3 separate regions of the Mus musculus genome follow, and regions 1 and 3 are each linked to region 2. The links are chromatin loops, found by intact Hi-C in ENCODE. Cell type or tissue: heart. All regions are shown on one strand. Each heading gives the region's core, and the rest is flanking DNA. Links, peaks and the distances in the headings are about the cores only. Region 1 holds the start of Ldlrad3 (low density lipoprotein receptor class A domain containing 3). Region 2 holds the start of Fjx1 (four jointed box 1). Region 3 has its middle 44 kb from the start of Gm34268.

What was found. Hi-C counts contacts between places; a loop is a spot of excess contacts. Peaks named below come from ENCODE experiments on the same cell type or tissue, not always from the same donor. Only the 100,000 strongest peaks of a DNase experiment are listed, where the experiment ranks them.
Region 1: a loop joins it to region 2, with 2.3 times the contacts of the local background. A loop is called at or near these places in 9 of 42 quality-filtered maps.
Region 3: it touches region 2 in a loop (3-fold over the local background); 8 of 42 quality-filtered maps call a loop at or near these places.

What each region holds. Positions count from the first base shown.
Region 1 is chr2:102,182,002-102,190,465 of GRCm38, reverse strand. Ldlrad3 (low density lipoprotein receptor class A domain containing 3) reads left to right here and starts at 4,006. Exons shown (of 6, transcript NM_178886.3): 1 at 4,006-4,186. The coding sequence starts at 4,141. In heart, for the core only: no CTCF peak of the experiment used is centred there; DNase peaks (open chromatin) are centred at 4,145 and 4,745; H3K4me3 peaks cover 2,020 bases; H3K27ac peaks cover 1,480 bases.
Region 2 is chr2:102,449,364-102,457,827 of GRCm38, reverse strand. Fjx1 (four jointed box 1) reads left to right here and starts at 6,036. Exons shown (of 1, transcript NM_010218.2): 1 at 6,036-8,462. The coding sequence starts at 6,240. The coding sequence ends at 7,592. In heart, for the core only: CTCF peaks have their summits at 4,045, 4,250 (motif pointing right), 6,505 and 7,490; DNase peaks (open chromatin) are centred at 5,587, 5,857 and 7,457; H3K4me3 peaks cover 2,807 bases; H3K27ac peaks cover 2,612 bases; H3K27me3 peaks cover 3,053 bases.
Region 3 is chr2:102,286,312-102,294,775 of GRCm38, reverse strand. No RefSeq gene overlaps it. Among named protein-coding and RNA genes, the nearest start is that of Gm34268, 44 kb to the right of the region's middle. In heart, for the core only: a CTCF peak has its summit at 4,532 (motif pointing right); a DNase peak (open chromatin) is centred at 3,135.

The DNA.
Region 1 (8,464 bases), core at 239-8,238, 270 kb after region 2:
AACAACAACAACAAAAACAACAAACAACCCTCCCAAAAAACCCACCACCAACGAAAGTCTCCTTCCTCCTCCACAATTGAACTACCAGCCACGCAGCATCAATCCTAGATTAAGCGATCAAACAGCACCTGAAATTAAGCTTTTAAACGCAAAAATCAATCAAGCCCAAAGAATTTAGCTCAAAATGAAGAGGTGTTTAAAAGAAGTAGACTGAACAATACTGAGAAAAACAATTTAAATTATTAAAGTGGGGTTTTCATAGTTCTGGAGAAATGCTCCAATAATGTCAGATTAAAAATATAAATCTACTCTCCTTCCACAGTGTTTTCAGGAGGCTTCTCTTTAAGGCTGACTGTACGTGTTTGCTTATGAATGAGTTTGTTACCTGCAGAAGAGAAACAGCACTGGGCATGCAGAATGCGTTCCCTGCCATTTGTCACTAACTGGGGCTCTCATGTGACTTCTGGTTTGTTAGCTAATTACTTCATAAACATCCCCACTGAAAAGGAGAGGGCATTCAATTTTGTGGTTTTTTTTTTTTTTTTTTGAATTCAAGTGCAAAATGTTCTTGTGGTTGAAAAAGATGGTTCCTTTCTTCTCAATTCATTTTATCCTTCCTCTGCTTCCTGACCCTGTGGGGGTGTTTGTAATACAGAAATTATGACATTAAAATCACTTTCATGTCAGTGGACTTTGATGTCTGTAATAGTAGGTCAAGAGGTCTTGGAGGCAGAATTAGTGAGATGGAGAAACCGGGCGGGGGCAAGTTCTTTAATTCAGTGACCTTCAAGAGGACCCATTCGGCTACAAAACAAGGAACCCAAAGGGGTCATGTGCTGACATGGGAAATAAAAGCATTACATCAGCCCTGTTCCAGAGAAATGCATTGTGAGGCCTGCACATAAGCCACAGAGTGAGATTTAAAGTTTTCTAGTAGTTACACTTTTAAAACATTATGTATGTACACACACAGCACACATACATGCATATGCACACAAACACACACACACACACATGCACACACACATGCATATGCACACAAACACACACGCACACACACGCACGCACGCACACACACACGCAAGCACACGCACACCACATTCCACACGTGAGATCAGGGAACAACCCACAGAGCTAGTTCTCTCCTTTTACCAGGAGGGGCTTGGGGACTGAAGTTAGGTCATGATGCTTGGCAGCCAGTGCCTTTATCAGCTGAGCCGTCTTGTCAACTTAGCTGCATTTAAATAAAGTGATGAAAGGCCTATATGTTTTAATATTAAATTTTACCATGTGATCAAAGTAAAATTATTGCCTTTTCCTGTTCTTTTTGGTACTCAGTCTTTAAAATCTACTTTGCATATTATGTTTAAAGCGCCAGCCATTCAGAGTAACCACAATACAAGTGCTTATTGCAATCAAATGAAGCTTAGCTTAAGGGTACCATATTCTACACTGGAGGTCTGTAAAGTTCAAAGACAATGCTCTCTTGTCCATTGCTGATGGGTGGGATATACACTATTGGTTAGTTTTATGTCAACTAGACACAAGCAAGAGTCATTTGGAAGAGGGACTCTCTGTTGAGAGAATGCCTCCTTCAGATTGCTGTAGGCAAGTCTGTAGTGCCATTTTGCTTTTGATTACTTGATGTGGGTAGTCGATGCTGTGAGGTGTGGGTGTGTGGCATGCCACTTCCAGGCAAGTGGTCCTGAGCTGTAAAGAAGCTCTGAGCAAGCCACGAGGAGGAGGCAAGCACGAGCAGAGATCCACCAAGGCCTCTGCTTCAGCTCCTGCCCCTTCATGATGGGCTGTGATCAAGATGACCAAACGGAAGTAAATCTTTCCCTCCCTAAGCTGCTTTTCGTCATGAGATTTAACCCAGCAATAGAAACCTTTACTATACCCTGCACTCATAATGAATCCCTAAACTCCTAAGGAAAGAAAAAGTAGAAATATATCTATGACAAAACTGTGCAAGGGGTTATTCTCTTGATAAACTGCAGGTTACTGCCCCTACTCCTGTACTTGTTCTTTGGTTTCAGGACTGGCCACAGGTGTGAGAAATTACATTGTTAAGGGGACATACAACTTCATTCAAGGAGCAATATAAAATAAATAACAAATTTCGAGTCATACAAAGGGAAGGGTAAGGGGCTGGGGTGGAGAGATGGCTCATCAGATAAGAGCACTGACTGCTCTTTCAGAGGTCCTGAGATCAGTTCCCAGCAACCACATGTGGCTCCCTATCATCTGTAATGGGATCTGATGCCCTCTTCTGGTGTGTCTGAAGATATATATATACATATATACATATATATACATACACGCACATATATAGATATAATACAATATATATACACATGTATGTATGTATATATATATATATAAATATATAATTTTTTAAAAAGTGGAAGGTAAAATTTCTATCATTTTGGATAGTGCAAAATATTTGTTAACAGACATAAGACAATTTCTCTCCTGAAATCCTATGACTACATTAAATGTGAATTACAAGAAGTCATTTCCCAGCAGTGTTAGCTTGACAATTTAAACACATGTGTTTTCTCACTCTCTCTCCACACACACATGCACACACACTCTCTCTCTCTCTCACAATACACACATGCTTACACACATTCTCTCACACACACATACTTACACACACACTCACACACATACACTCGCACACCACACTACGCTCACATACCCACATGCATGCACCACACACACACACACACACACACACACTCAGCAACAGCTAAAGAATGACTTTAATTTCCAGCAGGGAAAACTCTCAGGCTCAGTGGCTTTGGGGAGTGGGAGCTGCAACCCAGAAATCTTTTCCTGGGAGTAGAATTGTATTAAACGCTGAAATTAACTTTTGTTTATTGAGCATTTCCATGATCATAGCTCAGATCCAGTGGCCACATCATCTTTGAAGCTGCAGATAAGTTCTGTGTCTTATGGTCTTCTGAACTGGGCTTGTTCACGGTGGTAAGTAACGATGTGTGGCTGTTGAGAATGTTTTCCCTTCCTTCCTTCCTTTCTTTTCTTTTTTTTTTTTTCTTTTTTTTGAGCCTCAGAGACTTCATTTGTGTCACAGAAACATTACTGTCTGTCTTCAGAGGTTGTTGTAAAGGTAAAGTGTGACCATGAGAGTGCCATGCCTGAAGCAGACTAGTGCCATCCTCCTGCAGCTTTCTGGAGGATGCTAAGTGAGATTCAGCTGTTCTGGTCAGTGTTTGCTGTAATGCCATGAATAGTAATGTTATCGCCTTGTAACAAAAGACTTTTTGGTGAAAGCAATAACCCAGTGAATGCACTCAGTCTTTTGGTTAGTAACCTAGATGCAGCTTAGAGGAGCACATGGACTTAAGGCAATCATGGCTTCCTCTGGGGCTGGGGGCTCATTTGAAGGTCTAACCAGAGAAGGTCAATTGCTCTCAACTGCTAAGTCATTTCCTCAGCTCCATGATAATAGGCTTTCCTTAAAAAACAGTGTATAATGCCCAAACAATGGAAAATGCATAAAGTTTTGGGGATTTAAAACTCTCCTCAGTGTTCTTAGATCTCAGGATGAAATGTCTTCTCTGCTCCTCCAGTGGCTCCAGGAACTACCATCCTGAGAATCACCCCCCCCAGTTTATTAGAAATGCAGACCTGTTGAGTGGAAGTGAGCTTTATAACGGGGTCGCCAAGCCTGCCTGATACATTTTGGAGTTTGAGAAGCAACGGTCGTATTTCACTGTCAACAATGAAAAAAAGTTTTCTCCTAAGAACCGGTTCTTCAAACTTTTTTCTTCCATCTAGGCTCTGGGGAGATGGTGACTCTCTCATCCCCGCAGGATGCAGGAAGAAAGGGAAACCGGCCGAGAGAAGAGCCGGGGCAGTTAAGAATTCCTCGCAATTTGACCCCTGAGGCAGCAAAAACTGGATCCGCCGGACCTTTGTAACCTGGACCGTGGAGGAGAGCTCAGGCGGCCACATTCAACTGTGAGCGTGCAGAACTTGGCTGAGCTCTCTGGCCTGGGAGGGCGGGGGCGTGGCTGGGCCGGCGAGAGGGCGTGGCCGGCGCCGAGAGGCGGGGTCTGACCGAGGCCGCGGGGCAGCAACGTCGCTGGGCAGCGGAGCGGCGGCCGCGCCATGTGGCTGCTGGGGCCGCTGTGCCTGCTGCTGAGCAGCACTGCGGGTGAGTGGGGGGCGCGTGACGCGCTTCACCGAGCGCCGGGCGCGGGGGCTGCCTCGATCGTCCCTGCTCCGCGCGCGGGCCTGGGCTGCGGGCGTGGGTGTGCGCGAAGGGCGGACCTCGGCGCCGGGCTGGCCGGGACCCCGCGAGGGGCCGCGGCGGGGCGCGCGCCGCGCTATTGTGTGGGCCGGCGCACCGGGTGCTGTTGTCGTGTGTGTGCGCGGGCGGAGCTTTGTGCGGCGCCGGCTCCCTAGAGCCGGGCGGCCGCCCGGATTGGGCGTAGTTCGAGTGTGGCTCTGTGTGCTGGGAACCGAGGAGGGAAAGGAGAGGACTCCACTCTTGATTTCGGGTCTTCCCGGATTCCCTCAGCCTTTAACATACACTTTTCTGCCTCAGTTTCCCATCTACGCTCTCCCCGCATCTGCATCCCAGCTTCCTTTCTCTTCTTCCCTGGACCGTGTCTGGTTTGGGAATAGCGAGATGCAGTAGGGAATGGACATGGAAATCATTCGTTCATCCTGGGAGCAGATCTTTTACTTCTGTCGTCTGTCGAAGATGCCTTAACCTTCAGGGAGCAGGGAAGGAAAAGAGGACCGGGGCTTCCTCTAACGGCCGTTGGTCCCTGCATCTCAGAGCGCGTGCATCCTGAGACCCGCAGGGTCCCTCCCAGACAGAGTGCTGTTCCCAGGAACTTTTCTGCTGATGTGGGCACGCTCCGAATTCCAGCTTGGAGCCCTTCCCCTCTGCCTCTGCCCGCTGGCCACAGCTGTCAGCAGCCCCTCCACAGCTCTGCCCGCCCTTGGCCCCTGATGCTTATTTCTGGGCAGCTGATGCTCACAGAACTTTCTTTACTGAAGATTTCATGCTCTGTGGCCGTATCATTCACACGTCTAATTTATGTCGGATTTTTCCAAATACTTCCAGAAAACTTGGCTGCTGCGTTGTGTTTGTTGTGAGGGAAGTCAAAACCTTTCTGAGCTACCCCTTGCAGATGTCCAGCAACCCTCCCTTCCTAGAAGTTGCAAGTCCTGTGCATCCTCTCAAATGACTGGCCAGCGGGACCTCCCCCTCCCCCATCATCCCCACTCCTCTGAGACTCCATTTAAATGTCTTGTGGGCTTGCTCAGTTTCCAGTGAGGGGTTAGGCTCCTGTGGCTGCTGTAGGTTTTTTTTAAAACCAAGACTGAGGGTTTGTGTTCTGTTTGTCTGGAGTTATGGGGATTGGGGGGAGGGGGTTGTGGAGAAGGAAGGGAGGGCAAAGTGAATTAGGCAGCTATAAGCAGGTGCAAGTTATTTGGAGGTTGTTAGAGCAGGCTCAGTTCCAGGGCATCTCAGACATGAAGATCTGCCCGGATTCACACATTTAATTCACATAGCAATGGCATGTCCCTTGGTAACACCCCAGCTGGCTCCTCTGTGTGTTCTCTGCTTAGGACCAGTGGACACTAATTATCACATCTTCTTGTTGTACTGGGTCGCATGAGTTGAGTTCACAAAAAATTATATGTTTCTCCCTTTCAGCAATGGTTATTTAATATGCCTGTGGACGTATACCATAGAGCAAGGAAGTGCAGTAGTCACCGTGAGCCATAGTTGGGGTAGGGGAGGGACCGCCAGTGTTCCTTGGCTGAAGTTAGCTGTGGCTTTGGATTACTGAACTTGCTTTAGGACCTTTAGGTGGCTTGAAGCCTTTCCCTGTTACACTAAGGATCATCTTTTAAGTGTGAACTATGTCTTGAACCAAGTGTTGTAGGAAACAAGGGTTGGTTGTTGAGCCAACATCTCCCTTCCTAGTCCTCAATCCTTCCCTGAGAAGTTGCTAATACCAGAGAGGTTGTAGAGCCCAGGACTTTGGAAGGTTTCCTGTAGAGGAAACCTGGGCTCTGAGTTGAGTATTAAGTCCAAGACTTGGGCCTTTAAGATTGTGGCTGTTACTATTTTCTCATGTATCCTGTCTGGCAGCGCAGATCACTTCAGAGTTACATCACGTTGTCTGATGCCCCATTTTCTGGCACCTGGATGCTGCACGTGGTGGGCTTAAGTGTGTGAGTCTTTAGATAATTCTAAAGCGGGTGTGAAAATGAGTGGTTGGTTGCTGCATCCTCTCCTTCTCTGGCTAGCTTTTGGTAAGACCCCTGAACATCTCAGGGAAGAGGCTTGGTTTCCCTTCCTCCTACTAGAAGCAGTGTGCCTATTAACCTTTCTTCTTGAAGAATCTGCTTCTCGGCCTGAGCTGTGGGTGGGTTTTGTTTATTTTTTTTTAACTAGTTGAGTAGTTGCAAGTAGTCTAGCCTAGCCTAGCCTAGCCTAGCCCCACCCAACGGGGTAGATGAGACTGCTCAGAAGTACAAATAAACACACCTTGTTCCTTTTCATCTTCAAAGGATTGTCTTTGGGGCTCCCTCCTGGGGTGTGAGGTGGCTTTTGTTTTGGTTTTTGGTTTTCCTGATAGCCCACTAGATCGAGCATTTAATTTCTGTGGAGGAGGAAGCAGATGGAGATTTGAATGGTAGATGGCAAGTTGGTTAATTCCTGGTCTTAAACCCTACCCTATGCAGGGTTAAGTTAGTAGTGGGCTTGTGTGTTGCCACCGCTGTTTGGCTGTTGCTGTTTCTGTTTTGGTTTATTGATGAAGAGTTTCTGTAACCCAGGCTGGCCTCTAACTATTATCCTTGAGCTAGATATGTAGTTGAGGCTATCTTCCTGAAACTTGCTCAAGTACTGAGATTACAGGACCCACCCACCCTATTCCTGTGATGTTGGGAATAAAGGAGGGCTTCACTCTAGCTAGGGAAGTGCCCGTGGCTAAGTGGGGCATTCTTAAGTCCAACAGTTCTGAAACAGTTGAGAATTTTGGATCAGGAAATTATGCGATTTGATGATACTGTATAAAAAAGCCTTGTCCTTTTGCATAGGGAGGTTAGGGGACTCCAGGATGTGTGACCCAAGTCACTACTTGAGATGTCCATCTTGCCACTGAAAACAGCTGACCTTCTCCACTTTTTCCAGAGCTCAGGTAGCAAGGAGCAGGCAGCATGTCATTCCGTGGTTCCCAAGAGACTGATGGCTCTCCAGGGCACCGTGGTGTCAATGGAACCTAGATTCTAACCCAGGCTTTTCTCAGAACCCTTTCCTGGCTTCTCTTGCTAATACCGGCTTGATGGAAATTGCTACCGGGTCTGTTCTGCCAGAGACTTTTGTGATTTTAAAACAACCACCGCAGAGTTTGCCCATGGCCGCCGTTTACTTCTTCAAATCTGTTCATTTTATGGATAACACCCAGAACTCAGTGGTCCCTGAAGAGCTCACAAGTGTTCATGGAGAATAGTTCCAATAAATCTCAGTCTTTATGTGGAGATGTAGGGTAGTCTCAGTAACCTCACCTCTCCCATGCATGAAGGTGAGAATCTTGACAAGAAGACACTCTAGGCCAGACACTACTGCTGATCTCAGTAGTACCAACCTTAGGGTGCTTACTGGTCGGGCTTTATATTTGTGTTTCTAACTTTTCTTATATGTTTATCATTTTGTATAAATGTAAATGAGAAGATGTGCTATGTACACATCTTAGAGGGTTGGAGTTGTATTAATTATGGGATACTTTCAGGGACAAATATGCTTATGGCTGTTGAGTTCCCTCCCTCCCTCCCTCCCTCCCTCCCTCCCTTCCTTCCTTCCTTCCTTCCTTCCTTCCTTCCTTCCTTCCTTCCTTCCTTCCTTTATCTTTCCTCTCTTTCTTTGAGATGTCTTCTACCCAGTGACCAACAAAGTGTTTTAAAGGCTGCACCTTTCTTGCATTGGAATGACTGTGAATAATCTACTCTCTCGGCTGCTAAGGAGAGAATTCTCTATTCTTTTTGCTGGGAGGGTGGCCCATGTACTTTGAAATTGCAACATTTGCTGGTCATATCATTTGCTAGGTGTTTAATATTGCTCACCAGAATGAGAAGACTCTAGAGTTGCTGTAACTGCTCATTGAAGAAAATTAGGACTGTGCAGGTTCCCATTGCTGCTTCCAGGAGTGAGGTTAGTCTAGTCTAGGGTTTCTTGGCCTTTAGAGCCACTGACATTTTAGAGTGAATTAGTCGTTTGTTGTATAGACTGCCCCATGTATGGTAATAATCGGTCATCTCTCTGGTTCCTACCAACTTGAAACGCTCCCGTGTAGTTAGCTGGGTGCCAGCCTTCCAGCTCTTCCTGTTGAGCATTGTTCCTGCCCACCCTAAAGATCTTTGCTGGATTACATTCTACTTCATCCTACTTGCCTCTAGGCATCTGAAT
Region 2 (8,464 bases), core at 198-8,197:
GTCACGTTTCTTTGTCAAGTAAATTCTTCAAGGTGGGTTGGGACAGTCTGGGAGCATTGGTGAAGGGATGGGGAAGTTCTCATCAGATAGGGGCTAGGGAGGAGCCTCACGCCAGGCTTCACAAGAGGATTAAACAAATTCACTCACTCACCTGAAAGGTGTGGTGATGAAATCGTGGGAGCCTGGCTGCTGTGCTCACCTGCTGTCCTCTCTGTTGCCCATTACCCCTCAAACTGGGATGCATAAGTCTTAACGTGTCCTTCAAGACTGGCCCATCTTAGCATCTGCCTCCTCGGGGAAGCCTTCCTGGACTTCCCTGGCAAGATCAGTTGTTCCCTGTTCTGTGCTCCAATGTTCTTTCTAAATAAAGTCCCAAGATTGTGATAGCAGGCAATAAAAATTTATTGAGCAATTACTAAATGTGGAAGGCACATCTCATCTACACAGTAATGAAACACTGAATTGTTATCTTCTCTTCACGGATGAGTTAACAAGCCCAGAGAGGGAAGGTGATTTTCCTTAGGTGGGACAGCTTTTGCATACAAGACAGCCTGGCTGTGTCCCCAAAGAACAAAAGCACAGCCACCCCAGCAGTCTGTCTGTGATTAAGATGCTTCCATGCCTGTCCCCTCTCTAGCTCCCATGCGCTCCTGCAAGGGCACATGGCCTAGAGGAACTCCAACTTATAAACAATGCCAATTCAAAGTGAATTCGCAGGGAAGTTCCGGGAAGAGTGGCCATGTGTCAGTGAACGGAGGCAAATGGAAACCAGGAACTCAGGTTCCTTCCATCTTTCTCCTCTGCTAAAAGGTGTGGACTTGAGTCACCTTTCCCCTCCAGGATGCCTGATTTGCAGGGCTCCCATCCACATCTGAATCATGCCATCTGAAGTAGTTACTTTCCCAAGGCTGTGACCCAAGTATCTGAGGGAACCATTTGAGCAGCAGAGGGAAGCGTTCTTTTAGCTCACAGTTTTACGGGGTTCAGACAATCATCTTTGACTCCATTGATGTCAGGACTACAGTTAAGCAGAACATCATGGTGGTGAGCTTTACAAATTCTCCAGTGCTGGATATGACTTATCCTTTAGCCCAGGTTACCCATGCAGTATATGCTGCCCACTTGACACAACCCTTCTATTACCAGATTGACCACCACAGAAGTGTGATACTCTTTCTTAATGAGGATCCCAAAGCTCGTGAGTAAATCAGTAAATACTGAGGAGGTACCAGGGCATAAAAATGGGTAAACTGTGTGGCGATCCAACCGAGCATACATGGAAGTAAAGGGAAGTGGGGGATTCAATACTACACAGCAAGGCCTCAAGCATCCTCTGGAGAGCTTGGGAGATAATCCTTCTGGATAAGGACTGCCTATGACAGCCACACACATGAGAATGGGATTGGCTAAGCAATGTGTGTGTGTGTGTGTGTGTGTGTGTGTGTGTGTGTGTGTAGGAAGTACAGGTTGCTGTCTTCTATCCTTCTCCACTTTATTTCCCAGATAAGCCCTCTCATTTATCCTGTAGTTTGTCATTTTGACTAGGCTGGCTTCTCAGTGAGGCCCAAACCTTCCAGTCTCCATGAAATAAAAGTTTAAAGGCACATGCCACCATTCCTGACTTTTAAGTGACTTTCACAGACTATCTCTCCAGCCACAGCTAAGTGATTCTTGAAAGACACACATCATGGTCATATAGCAAGACCAAGACAGGGAGAGCAACCCCCAAACACAAAGGTATTGTGTCCACCTAGGAAAGAACATGGAGACTAAAGACTGTCTTAATTTGAGCTGTTACAACAGAGTATCACAGCCTATGTAGCTCAAAGAGCAAATCATATTCATCACAGTTCTGAACCCTGAGGAGCCCAAGAGCACGGCGCACGAGAGTTCGTGTCTTCTGAAGGCGCTCCTACAGGTTCATACCCAGTAATTTTCTGCCTGGGTCTTTGTATGACCAAAAGAGCACGAGATGTGGAGTCTCTTTTACAAAGACATTAATCCTATTCACGAGGAGATCATGACTTTTATGATCCAGTCACTTTCCAGAGGGCCCTGCAGCTAATACAGTGGCATTAGGGTTGAGAATTCAATACTTAAGCCTGGAGGGAACACAGCCACCCAGCTCATAACAGCACAAACAATGGAATTGTAGCTGCGAGTTAGAAAGCTGGGCAAGGTCAGTAGTATTGGCCAACATTGGAGTCATGGAATCACTTTGGGATCAGAGTAAACTTCAAGGACCCTCTTTTCCCTCTCTTCTTTCTGTTTATTTTGGAGTGTCTTGCTTTATTATTAAGACAGGGTCTCACCATTTAACTCAGGCTGGCCTTAAACTTACAATCTTGCTTCCATCTCCTGGAAGGAGGGGTTGACTTGTGGGCACCAACACATTTTCTCTTACTTTTGTAGAAATATCAAAAAAAAAAGTGCACTTGGGCATCTCTGTCTTTGAGAAGAGTATGTAACTCAGCAAAAATCAGAATGAAGGAGGCCAGGTGGAGATGCAGCAAGGAATGGGTTGCCTAAAGCTGCCTGGAGGTTCACTAGAGCCAAGCACATGATGAGTGTCTGCCTACGGCCAGGACTACAGAGAGAGCCCATCACCATTTCACTCACTAGGAACCCTAAAGCATGCTTCAAGGAAAGCTTAATTTGAGTTGAATCTTTGATTTAATGCAACCATCTTTATACTTAACATTGCCTCTACCATTTATAATGCACAAAAGGTGCCAGAGCCTTAACTCTGTCACTTGGCAGCCATGTGACATCAGGCCAGTAACTTTCTGGTTATGCTTCTGTCTTGCCATCTCTAATGGTGAGACAAGGATAATATTTGCTTGGAGGGCTACATGGATTAATAAAGCCCATACTGGGCTGAGTCCCACACCACGCCCAGAAGAAGTAAGGACTTAGTAAGAGTCTGCTAATGCTGTTGTTATGGTTACCGTTAATATTTCACCTGAGCTGCATAACAACCTGTAAGTTTGGCGCGATTTATTATCCTCATTTCTCAAGTTGAGAAATTGAAATGCATGGGAGATAAAAACTAGCCCAAGGAACAAGTCAGAAAATGGAAAGCCTTTCAACCTCGAGCCTCACTCTTGGCTCCCAGCGCTCGTGCCACCTTTCCTAAGTTGCCCAGAAAGTGTGGTTCTGTGAGCCTGACCATTGTTCACACAGGACTTCAGGCAACTGTGAATATATTGGAGGTCTAAGCTTAAGGAGTACTAAGAGATTCTTAAAAGAGAAAATAGGTTCTTATTTGGGGATCCCTACGCAACTGCTGAAGGTCTAAAGAGATGATGTTTCCCCATCTCAGAGCCCCAGAGAATGCAGGGGTGCTTGCTGTCTTCAGGCTTCAAATCTAAGGAGCTACAAGGGCAGTCAGCTAGCAGGAAAGCAGAGGCAGGTTCTATAAACACTGTCTAAAATAATCAAACATTGCTATAACTCAAACGGCATACCACTCTGCAGGGTGTGTTTGTGTGTGTGTGTGTGTGTGTGTGTGTGTGTGTGTGTGTGTGTGTGTGCTTGCTTTCTCTAGCTTATCCCTCTGTTTTCTGCAGTTCTGCATTTTGACTGTTAAAGCGCTTCATACATCTCATCCTGGTCATGAGTACACTCGGGCCTAGGGCTAAGTCTGGTTCTGGGGCTCAAACATGAAGTCCACTCATCATCTGAGACATGAGATCTTAGCCTGGCTCTTCACGCCTCCTTTCATCAGTACCCTTAGTGTGACTGTGAGAGTCTGGAACTTGGAGTGGCTGGTATTAAAGTGGACTTTCCCAGACTAATAATCTTGCTCCCCTCACATTCAGTCCCTCACCAATATTATTTTTTCCTTTTAAGAACTTGAGAGAAAAGTTTCTTTGTATCCTGTAGCAGTGAGATATTTAAACAAACAAACAAACGTGATGATGCTACTTGAAAAGCTTCATCTCGTTCTAGGTGAATCATTGCATCATTGCTGAATATGCGCTCAGTGCCAGGCTTTGTGCCCTGGCCACTGTTACACAGTGGGCAAGAGAACTCCCCATGCAGGGTACCATAGTGGGTCACTAGGCACTACACAGTCACAGATTCTGCCAAGAGCCAAAACCACAGAGTCACCAAGCACTGTGAATTGCCCCGCTGCCCTCGGGACATAACTTGGCCCACGGTGGCATTTAGTGTTCTGAGTTTAACTTAATCACCACTATAAAATGTAGTTCTCTAATTAGAGGATATTCTGATTATGCCCACAAGGTGGAGATCTTGCTTACAGTTTGCCCACACTAAACTCAATGCAGGGGGAAAAAAACACCTAAAAGTTACATCAAAAGACAAAAATTAAATTCAATGAATCCAGTTCTTATTTCATGTAATATACTATATTAGCTGGTATATGAAATAAAAATTTGATAAGAGACAGTCCCTGCTCTCTAGGGAAAGACAGGGGGAAGCTTGCATGAGGCAAGAAAAAAAAACTTTTTAATGAATTAATATATTGTACTGGATCCATATGGAAGGCACTGTAATCCTTTTATCAGATAAGCACTACAAGAAGCCCCGTGGTTGGGAACACATTTAAGAAAGACCCCACACTTTCAGGTGGCACACAAGGTACCAGTGGGAAAGAAACCCAGGAAGGTGTATGCCTTGGGTCAGCCATGTTTTGGAAGGTTAATGTATCTACTCTGTCACAAACATTTTACATTGTCTACCCTATAACTCCAGAATAAATATACACAGCACAGGCAGATGTAGCCCAGCTGAAACCTCGCATGTGTTCCCAGGAGAGGAATATAGGGAAAGGAAACACACACACACACACACACACATACACACACACAATGTGAAAGAAACCGATTTTAAACTCTGGCTGTAGGACTCGGGGAGGAGTCAGAAGAGAACCTGCTTAGCATACGTACTGTCCTGGGACAGTTCCCTGGCAGTGCCAGCTCTGGCTCTCAGGACCCCTCACGGCTCTGATCTTATGACTAAGAATCTCCAGTTTGAAATATGGGATACAAGAAGGGAAAGGAAAGATTCAGTTTGTTTCCAAGAGATTTGCTGGTAAATTAAATCCAAGAAAGTCTGGAGGAAGATGCATCAGTTTTTATAATGTGTTGGTTTGTTTTTTTCTTCACTGCCCCACTTCCCACTAGTCCTTTTTCCTTTACACTAAACTAGTAAAACAATTGTTTATTTTCCTTTGTTTGGGAGAAATTTATAATTGGGAATAAAGTGACTGACTAAATGACAACTTAAAAACAAGGTGAGAATGTTGACAATAAGTGTTTATATCTATCTAGATATCCCTATCTCTACATATTGAACTTTCTTTAAAATGGGAAAGCCAAGTGGCATGCGACCAGGGGACCTGACTTGGCTGTCCAACTTGCACAGCAAGGTTTAATTCCAAGCATCCCTGAGAAAAGTCACAGAAGTTAACCTCATTGCTCTCAAGCCTGCAATGATCCATACCGGGGAGCTTGCATCTGGAGAGAGGTTATGGGTTCAAAGTCATTGGCTACAGATGGTTCCTCTCCCAGCTGGAGTCACATCCTCTAGGGCTCGAGACTTTCCGGGGAATTTACATAAGCCAGCGTGAATCACACCAAGTGAGGTAGCAAAAGGACTCACCCTGACCCCTGCCTGTACTGCGGTGGGGGGCTGTCTGAAGTTTTCAGATCAGACACAGTCCAAAGGAGGGTACAAGGGGATCATCCCACTCCCAACAAGAGCACCGGACACGCCGCTACTCCCAAGCCCTACAATTGGTCTCTGCCCCCGCCCCCGCTCCGACGCCCCCGCACGGACGCCCTCAGTTCAGCCTCCTCCCCGCCCCGAAGTCCGGGACAGAACGTGGGGCCACCTCTCGCTCCTGGAAGGATCGGTTGCCGCTTTAAGGGGAAGAGGAAGGGAAGGGGCGGGGGAGTGGGGGGCGGGGAGAGGCGGCAGAGGAGGGGGAGGGGGATCCCCCTCGCTCCCACGTGGTCCGGGCGCCTGTGAATCGCGCCCGCCGGAGGGTCTCACAGCGAAATACAAAAGCTGCTGGGAAGCCACGGGGAGGCGAGTTCCCAGCGCCGGGGCAGAGCGCTGGCCAGAGCCCCGCAGCGCTCCGCGGCCGCGATGGGGCTCCGGCACCCGAAGCCCCGGAGCCAGCTAGCAGCCGGGCCCGCCTCGCCGCCCGCACCCGGGCGCCCGGGCTTGGCTTGAAGCGGCGGCGGTGGCACCGGCGCGCCGGCAGGAGCATGGGGAGGAAGATGCGGGGCGCCGCCGCCGCCGCGGGGCTCTGGCTGCTGGCTTTGAGCTCGCTGCTGACGCTGTGGGGAGGACTCCTGCCACCGCGGACCGAGCTGCCAGCCTCCCGGCCGCCCGAAGATCGACTCCCTCCGCATCCGATCCAGAGTGGCGGCCCCGCGCCCGAGCCGCGATTCCCTCTGCCCCCGCCCCTAGTATGGGACGCCCGCGGCGGCTCCCTGAAAACTTTCCGGGCGCTGCTCACCCTGGCGGCCGGCGCGGATAACCCGCCTAGGAGGCACCAGGACGACCGCGGGCGGCACGAGCCCTCCGGGCTGTCCTGGCCAGAGGAGCGCAGGGCGGTGCACGGGGGCGTCTTCTGGAGCCGCGGCCTGGAGGAGCAGGTTCCCCGGGGCTTTTCCGAAGCCCAAGCAGCAGCGTGGCTGGAGGTGGCACGGGGTGCTCGGGTGGTGGCTCTGGATCGCGGGGGCTGCGGACGCAGTTCCAACCGCCTAGCCCGCTTTGCCGACGGCACCCGTGCCTGTGTACGCTACGGCATCAACCCAGAGCAGATACAGGGCGAGGCCCTGTCCTACTACCTTGCGCGCCTGCTGGGCCTCCAGCGCCACGTGCCGCCGCTGGCACTGGCTCGGGTGGAGGCTCGGGGCGCGCAGTGGGTGCAGGTGCAGGAGGAGCTGCGCACCGCGCACTGGACCGAGGGCAGCGTGGTGAGCCTGACGCGCTGGCTGCCTAACCTCACCGACGTGGTGGTGCCCGAGCCCTGGCGATCAGAGGACGGCCGTCTGCGGCCCCTGCGCGACGCCGGGGGCGAGCTGACCAACCTCAGCCAGGCGGAGCTGGTGGACTTGGTACAATGGACCGATCTGATCCTCTTCGATTACCTGACGGCCAACTTTGACCGGCTTGTGAGCAACCTCTTCAGCTTACAGTGGGACCCACGCGTTATGCACCGCGCTACGAGCAACCTGCACCGAGGACCAGGAGGGGCGTTGGTCTTTCTGGACAATGAGGCGGGCTTGGTGCACGGCTACCGGGTAGCCGGCATGTGGGACAAGTATAACGAACCGCTGCTACAGTCGGTGTGTGTATTCCGAGAGCGGACTGCTAGGCGCGTCTTGGAGCTGCACCGGGGTCAGGACGCGGCGGCCCGGTTGCTGCGCCTCTACAGTCGCCACGAACCGCGTTTCCCAGAGCTGGCGGAGCTCTCAGAACCCCACGCTCAGCTGCTACAGCGCCGCCTTGACTTCCTCGCCAAACACATTTTGCACTGCAAGGCCAAGTACGGCCGCCGGCCCGGGGACTTAATAACACTCCGAGGAAGAGAGGGACTGGGGTATGAATGATGGGGGTTAGGGCTGTCTTCTCTGCCACGGGCAACGACCAACCAGCCAACGCCCACCCAATGGTCTGATCGCCAAGCTGTCTAAAAAAAAAAATTGTGTGTTACCCACTTGCCCCTTTCTTTTCATGCCAGGCTGTTTCCTTTCCAAGTTCTGGAAGGGCAAACTCACCGAGGCGAGAAGTGTAACATTCCCTCCACCTAGCTTATAAAAAGAGTTCTGTGCTTGTGTGGAGATTGGATCCGAAGAAACTGGCTGCTGGGGTTTGGCCCGGGAATGGCAGTCTCTTTGGGAGATGCAGTCCATTTTTGTCGCCCCCTCCACCCCTTCCCAAAAAGGAAAACTTCCGTTTGAGCTAATTCCTCTATTTCCTACTAAACACAGCGCTGGTGGCCCCAGAGCAGGCTGTGACAAGGGCTGGTGAAACCCCCTTCCTGTGTTCGCCCTTTGTTCCGGCGCGCGATGGTGAGATAACTGTTCCAAGCTGAGGGACAGCTCTGGATAGGACAAAGAGAGCAAGACTTCCCCGCCCCTGGGAGCCCTCCAGACCCTGACAGTTTGTCTCACCCATTCCTGAACTCCTATCATTTTGGCCTGAAGGCTATGAATTCAGGACTAGTTATAAGCAGAGTCAATAATGAATTTCTTCCTGCGTCTCCCAATTGACCAAAATTGACAATGATGATGTTCACCAGAGGGGGAAAAAAATCAGTTTCATGCACTTTACTTTTTTTAATTTTAATTTTTTAGTAAGAAAACTTTTTTATTTGACAGAATTTGCCTTCTGTGTGTATATATGTGCATAAATTGTGCTGTAAATAGACTAAACAAACTTATATTTCAATAAAAGGGAGTTTAAAATTTAGAACTTAATT
Region 3 (8,464 bases), core at 314-8,313, 160 kb after region 2:
TTTCTGTTTCCCTTGGGAGGTAGTAATAGAAAAACAAAATCTCTGCTCATAAAAACCTTCTTTGCCTTCTGTGTTATAAACACAACTAGCATCGGATAATGTGATGTAATTGATCTTGCGTGTGTCAGTAGAGGAGAGTCCCCAGACGATGGAACGAAGAGTGATGGGATAAAATAAAAAACAGAATTGAGACCTAGCTTTTTGGGGGATTGCGGAGGAGAGGACAGTTAGCAGGAATTACTGCTCAATGCTACTGTGATGTCTCTAGGAAGAATTAGCATGTGTCTTCTGCCTTTGGAACATGAAGTGAGACTTGCTCCTGAGCCTGGGTTTCAGAAGTAAACAGTCTTGGTTCTATTACTATGTCTTCTCCTAACTTTGGAAGGAAACAAGCCTTTTAAAAAAAATGGTAGCTTTTGATAACTAACAGATGCTGTGCATGGACTGTGTCCTTACACTAGCCCACACAGCCTTTAGATCCTCCTTCAGGCTGTTACACCTGTTGCAAGGACTTCAGATTACAGTGTGTTTGTTTATTCTTCATAGCTGTCCCTATTCCTGGCTGCTGTGTTACCAGTGCTAACAAAATTGCTCACCTGATGTAGCTATGCAGACATTTTGTGAATATATTCTCTTTCTCTACATGTTATATCATAATGCTGAGAACTTGAAGACACGATGTCTAAAACAGGTGGTACTACCAATAGACACCTGTTTGTCCTAGAATAACAACGAAGAGAGTTGAGAAACCTAACTCCCATCCCTACTCTCCCACCAAGAGACTGTGCAATCTCTAGCAGCCATGTCTTTCTACATACTCCTAAAATAAAGGTAGAGCCCTCTAAGATGGAGATTTTCCATTTTCTTCCAGCTCTGCAATTGTAGAATCTTAGTAAATGTTACCCAGGCTTCAGCTAGGGTTCTTACTCTATGTCAACTAAGAGCCGCAGGGCCTGTTTAAGGGCTCTACCTTACGGATATTCCCAGCAGGCTTCCTTTACCCCAATTTGAGTTTACATTCATGTTCTGAACTAGAAGCCCAAGTGTAAACTTACCAAAGATGAGAGTTTGGCACTCTCCTCGGGCACAGTGGTTGTTTGCCCAGCATGTGCAATGCCTTGCTTCGATTCAGACCCAATAGCACAAGAAAGAAGAGAAGGAATTGTTTTTGTCTTGCTTCTAACAGAATTGGCCATTAACTATTTTCATGTCTTCACTATTATGTTACCCTTGAGACCACAGGAGAACCTTCCAACACAAGTTTTGGTGTGACAGGCAGCAGCATGTGGGTGGGAAGTGCTGGAGAGTGTGTGCACTCAACACCAGAGGGAAATATGTGCACATGAGGAAGAAAAATGCCTCTGTGCCCCTGCGAGCTGCTGTTCTTTCAATATTAGATCAACAGTTATTTAAAGGAGAGGGTGGAGGCAGCATGAAGAGCTGGGGTGTGTGTTGCTGGAGCTATGCTGCACCTGCATCCCACACTCAACAAAAAGCTCTAACCTCTTCTTAGAAGACCATTTAGCAGCCATCTGTTGTTAGTCCAGCCTATCCCTCCTGGGGTCTCACCCCACCCTCTTCCAAATAGCTCTCAAAGTATTTCTTGCAATCTCATACAACTGTTTCCCTGAAAGGCATTCTTGGAAGTAATTTTTGCCACCTCATTATAACTTAAGTGAAGTGTTTGCACCACCTTTCTTTTATCCCAAGAGACAAATCATATAGTGTGTGTGTGTGTGTGTGTGTGTGTGTGTGTGTGTGTTTCAGGTAGGGCACCATTCCTTTAGAAATGTGTGTGACCTCCCCCCCCCCCTCAGGTCACTACTCCCCCCCCCCCATGTAGTAATAGGATGTCTGGTACAGAGTTCATGCACTTCCATGTAAAAGGAGACACAAGAGTGGAATTTTCTTAAGAGATTATTAGACCCCCTGGAATTTTACAGGAGGATTTAACAATGGTAAAGAATAAATAGCCCCACTTGCAGATACAGCTGTCTTTCTCTACTCCCTTTCTCTCACCCATATGATTGGACTCCTCCTCCCCTTTGTCTCCAGGACATTAACCTTTGTAGTTCTGAATGATAGGCATACATGGGCGGAGCTGTTGATGGTGTGATGTTCAGTTGTGCGGGGTCATACCTCTCAAGGGGTTTGAAGTTTTAATTTGTATACGTATGTATGAATGTGTATATTTATGTTTGTATTCGTATTTGTGCAGGAGCACATGGGGACTTAGTTTTAGTACTATGCAGTACATGTGGCCTGAAATTGGAGCTCCACTTCATTTTATGATGCTTTTCAAAGCTGAGACAGAAAAAAATCAAGACACTTCAAGCAGAGTCTACAGAGGTTAAATGAACTACTAGGTTGATTGGATAGTTATGGATAATAGCATTACTATAGTAAATTATTACTGAGGTATCGAAGCAAGTATTTTGGAAGAGAAAAATCAACAATAGCCAATTGTATTCCTGGAAATGTGATTATCTGAGCTGGAACAATGACTCAGTGATTAAGGGCACATTGTGTTCTGCTGTTTATTCCCTGTACCCTCAGAAAACTGAGCTGTGTGTCCAGGAAACCTAACACTTAGGGCTTCAAGTAGGATTCATACATACCACATGAAAAAACAAACATAATTTAAAATATTAAAAACAAATTCTTGCTGGGCAGTCCCATGTTTTTAATCCCAGCACTTAGGAGGAAGAGGCAGGTGGATCTCTGTGAGTTTGAGGTCAGTCTGCTCTACAGAGCAGGTTCCAAGACAGCCAGAGCTTCACACAGAGAAACCCTGTCTCAAAAAACCAAAATAAGATTAAAATCAAATACTTAAACCTCTTTAAAACTTTGACACGTGCAAGAGTTTTTTGCATAGGAATGATAATGATGGAAATAGGTCTCCACAGGAAACTGGCTATGAATCTTAAGAGTTCACCATATGGAAGAACACTGCAGAATGCCAGGGTGGGTTTCCACTGCCTGCTGACTTGGCCAACAACACTTCTGAAAATCACTTCCTTGTCTGGATTGGCAATCACAGCTTGCCATTGTGTAATCATGGAACATTCTCTGGGATTGTAATGAAATGATGATTGAGTTTTCTTATGAAGACTGGGTTTGTGTCATTCAAGCCAAACCAGAGACACAAGCCCTGCAGAGAGAAAGAGCAAGGGTAAGAGGCAAAAGATACCCTGGGTCATGGTACACTAAGTGAGGCGAAGATCCTGACTTCTGGTCATTGGCAAACCTCCATAGCCTGTTCTACTGTGAGGGGCACAAGAGGTCATCTGTGATGTCTCAAGCAGAGATGGGGTAGGTCATGTACCCTCCCTCCAGCCTGCTCCTCCTGCTTTTGGTCTGTTCTTCAGGCTTTGTTTTCTGTCAATTATAGACAACACCAAGATTGGACATGGACACAGGTACTGTTGTCTGCCTATACTGTCAACTCATTACAAACTAGTACTGCACCCTCCAGTTTGCATCATGGGGTGGGGGGCATCCAGCCTGAGAAGTTTCTGGGTTCTTCTTGTGCTTCCTTTCCTCAGGATCCTCATAGAAGTGGATCTCATTTTATTCCAGTTTCATGAAAGAGGAGGAAATAGTGATTCTAAGAAGAAAAAGAATTGCAGTCCTGGGTATCCCTTATCCTGCAGACTCTGGTTCCTATTTTGACCCCCTTTACATGTGTCCTTGAACACTGCATTTGCCCTTGACCCTCCATAGTCCCCTTCTGTGCATTTGAGAGAGAAAGCTGTGCCTGATGGGGTTAGAATATGTACTGAACAATGAGTATGAACACCCTTAGCACTCACTACCTATAAGCTATTGTTAGCAACAGAGCATAAACTGTGAGGACAGAAATCCAAGCTCAAACTACCCTACTAGGAGACTGGGATCCATGATTCCCCTTAAAGAACCCTCCTCCATTGTAGAAAATCCCAGCCTTAGAAATAGAGGTAGTGCTGGCAAGATGGCCCAGTGATTAAAGTGCTTGTCATGCAAGTCTAGGACCAAGTGTGCATCCCAAGTACCCAGGTAAAATGTTGAGCACGGTCACTCATCTGTGTAACTCCAGCACTGGAAGGGAGCAGCGACAGGACGATCAATCCCTGAACCTCTTTCACCAGTCAGCCTAGCTGATAGAACAAGCTTTTATATTTAGTGGAAAGACTCAGTGTCAAAAAAGGTGAGGCTGCAGAGAGGGCTCCATGGTAAGAACACTCTTGTGGAAGACACGGGTTTCATTCCCAGGATCCTGTAACTTCTGGGATCCAACTGCTTCCTCTGAAAGCTACAGGCTTATGCATGTAATACACGCAAATACACTCACCACACACACGTACACATACAACGATTAATTTTTTTTCCAAAATGAACAATTGAGGAAAATACCCAACATTTCCCACAGGTATTCACGCATAGAAAGAGTCAGGGGGAACCCCGAACATCTGACACCTCAGCTCTTTCATCTCTAGGCAATATATCCATTAATAGGAATTGGAGTGTTACCCTATACAGTACCATTCTGGGCCAGCAGGGGTCTGCCATTGGTAGCTTTTAGTCAAAACATGAACTTGAATGGGGAACTAATGAGCCTGGCTTCACAGAGTCGAACTCCTGGATATTAATAGTGAGTATATGTATGTCAGATTTTGAATAGTTCAGTACAACCCACAGATCATAATTGTTTTTATCCACAATGAAGTGCTTGTTTTATTCTAGTTGGTTTTTCTTTTCTTTTTTTTATTTTTTTTTAACCCAGAAGATATATTCATAAGGAGACCTACCTTAACCTACGAGCTTGAACCATCCAGGTTTCTTTCAGAAACAAGTTGTTTTCTGGAGATACCAAAGGACCAAAGGTGATGTGGATCTTATTTTATTCCAGAGGACAGTGTGCAAAAAAAAAAAAAATAAGATTTAGATGCCTCTAATTTATAGACTCCACTTTAAAAAAAACAAGCAAAAAAAAAAAAAAACAAAAAAAAAAACAAACAAAAAAAAAAACAAAAAAAAAAAAAACAGGAGTTTAGTATATAGTTATTCTAGATTATTCTTAGGGGAAGTGCTCACAATGAACATGTAAGACAGAGGTTGATGTCTGTGTCTTTCTCACAATTCCTTGACCTTGTTTTCTGGAAACAGAGTCTCCCACTGAATTTGGGGCTCAAAGGTTCTGCTAGACTAGCTGGCCAGCACCCTCAAGGGGCCCTACCCCCAGGGCTGGAATTGTATGTGCACACCCCTGGTGTTTTCTAAATCTTCGCATGGATGCTGATGGTCAATCTCTAGTCTTCCTGCTTGTACTGCGAGCATTTTACCTAGTAACCTTGCCCCATGCCCTTTGGAGCACCCTGAATGTTGATTTTCAAACTACATTCTCAACCATTTTCACCCCCTGAAATATATACTTGCTGTGCACAATTATTATAACAATTACTGCTAAACAGCTCAGTACAGTGCTTCCCAGTTTTTAAAGGCCCTTCCTACGCATTACCTCATCAGGTCCATTTTTATAAGAAGTTAATTATTAGTCTCATTTTATGGCCAATGAAATTGAGCCTCAGGCAAATGAAGAGAGTTGCCTGAATCCCACCACTAATAGTGGCAAAGTTGGCAATTTTCTATGCTGATAAGATAAAAGTCCATAGGTATTAAATGATTTTAGAGTGTGCAAACATTATGTAAAGCAGGCTTATTATGAGTTGTACTTTTTCAGCAATTAGCCTGATTTTACTTATTAGCACCTATTTATATCTTGTTGCCATGCTAAACAGCAAGGCTGTCGTCTCTTTAAATTGTAGCGTGCCTGACTGTTGTTAAGTGTTCACCCCTTCTCTCCACATAACCACACTCTCCACTCTGCTCTTTGGGGAGATCGCAGAAAGTGGCAAGGATCCAATCTACCCACATCCAAAAGCTCTCCCTATCCTTGTCTCCCAGGGAAAACCAAACTTCATCAGTACAACCTAAAGAATGAGGTGCTGCTGCTTCTAGATAAGATGAGATGAAGGCCAGCTGGCCCAGGTTCTCATGGTTCCCCTACCACGTACCCGCTCATTGTGGGCACTGACTATAGATATCCTCTAGCTGTCAAAGGAGCCTTCAGGACTCCCTGCCTTCGATGTTAGGATCCAGGGTGGTTGTGGGTACTAAATGAAATGGAGCTTGGCATTACACCCAGGAGAATCAGAGATTCATGTTACAGGCTCAAGTCAAATGCAATATGAATTCAAACGAATTTTGTAGATGACTCTATGATTTTGATACCAGCCACTCTGACCTGCTCATGTTGCCTTAAACACCTCACTTCATTCTCTCCTCCTCTTTTTATTAGAGGTTTATTGGCACTAGATAGGATTAAGGAAAGGCACCTTGAACCTGGCTGGCTATGGCTACTCACACACCAGACCTGGTTGTGATGATCTGCCAAAACCCCAGTGTTAATCCTTTAAGGCAGAGAATCAACTATGCACCAGTATATTGTAAAAGATCTCTGAACAGTCACTTTGGGGTGCTTGGCAGGTGCCTGCTCCTCCTCCTTCAGGTACTGGGTTCAGGTAGCATCCTGCTAGGGACTTTGATAACCTCGACAGCCTGACTCCCTAGCTCCAGAGGCTTGCCTGACTGGTCTTGGGGAAATCTTGCCTCTTTTATCATGAATAGCTCTTCTAGAGGTAAGTATGTGGCCTGTGAGAAAAATCTCACACATCCAAAAAGCTCTGATAGGGTCCAGTTTTCTCCTTTCCCCAAACAGTACCTGCCTTTCACCTTGCCACCTCAAAAGGAAGTGCTCCCCATAGCTGCAAAGGAAAAAGCTGTACATCTATCTGTGTGCAAAGTTCCCCAGCTCCAACCCTCGCAGCAGCTCTGCTGGAGAAGTCTGGCTGAAGCTATCTGCAAACAAAGAAACCAAAGCAGAAGAAAGTCTACAACAAATAACCCATAAATAACTGTACCAGATCTGTTTGCCTCCCAAACTTCATGTGTTCTTCGCCTCACTGATCTCACCCTTGTCTGGAGAGGAAGGGACTACAGCTTGCTCTGTTCTGTAGCTCTGTCTTTACACAGGTCACTCAATAGACTGTCCTATCTAAAGCCAGCCTTCTGCTTTCCACCTGCTCTGCCCATGTCAGGCAAGTTCCACCGATGGAATGCCTTTTGGATCTTAAGTGTTCTACAAAGGTCCATGTGTTAAAGGCTGACCGCAGAGTAGCATTCCTGGGAATCAGTGGAGCCTGTAGGAGGTGGGGCTGTAGGGGAGGGCCTTAGGTCATTGGAGGTACATCCATAAATAGGATGGTGAGACCCTAGCCCTGTATTGTTTTGCTCCTGTCCATGAGATAAGCAGTTTTGTTCTGCTGTACTTTCAGACCGAGATATGCTGCCTCACCCTAGGTCCTAAAACAACCATTCATGGACTGTAGCCTCCAAAACTGCAAGCCAGAATAGATCTTTTCTCTTTATAAGATGACTGTCTCAGTTATTTTTTATAGTCATAGAAAGCTATAATCTCTGAAGTTTTTTCCATTCTCCAAAGCTAACCTCTAGATGAGTTTCCAGCTCTGTCCAGGAAATGCCCTAGATCTATAACACATACCAAGCCCTTGGGTGAACTTTAGAACTCATCATTGGTGCCCTAGTTTTGCCAACAATATCAAGTTTGTATCATTCTTGGGAGTTTTAACATTTAACTGTTGTCATTGACCCTTAGACCTTCCAAGTGTTTAACTCTGAACATCAGAGGATCCTTCCTTCCTCCCTCCCTCCCTCCCTCCCTCCCTCCCTCCCTACCTCCCTTCCTTCCTTCCTTCCATCCTTCCTTCCTTCCTTCCTTCCTGGAGATTCCTTCTGTATTCCTTTGTCCCTCCCTGTGCTCTGTGAGCCAAACCAGTCTCTCCCTAGTCCTAAGCACACTAGTTTACATACCAGATCTTGGCTGTTGTGACCTCCCTGAAATGTGCACCCTTTCTTCGTGGCTATCCAGTAGCCTATCAGTTGCTAGCTGGCCTGGGATCCCCATGAGGAAAAGGATGTAGTTAGTCTCGGTTCTACATCATCACAGCACCCACTATTGTGCTGGCCCATGAGAGACATCTGGTAATTGCCTGTAGAATGACTGAATGGGTGGATGGATTTCCTTCAGCTGTAAGAATACCTTCTGCTCAAATGGATTTCCCAACAATGTAGTCGATCCCAGTCAGCAAAGTCTCACCTGATTACAAGTCTCTCTCACTACAATGGTTAATCTTATCAACTTGCCAGGATCTAGCTTGACCTCATATTTAGCATATTAGTTAGGTTAATTGAAATGGGAAGATATACTGTAAATGTGGGAAGTACCATTTCATGGGCTGGGGGCTCCTGGGCTGTTTAAAAAGGAGAAAGTTGGCTGAGCACTAAGAATTCAGCACTCTGTTTCCTACTGTGGCAGCTGTGTGACCAGCCATTGCAGGCCTGTGCC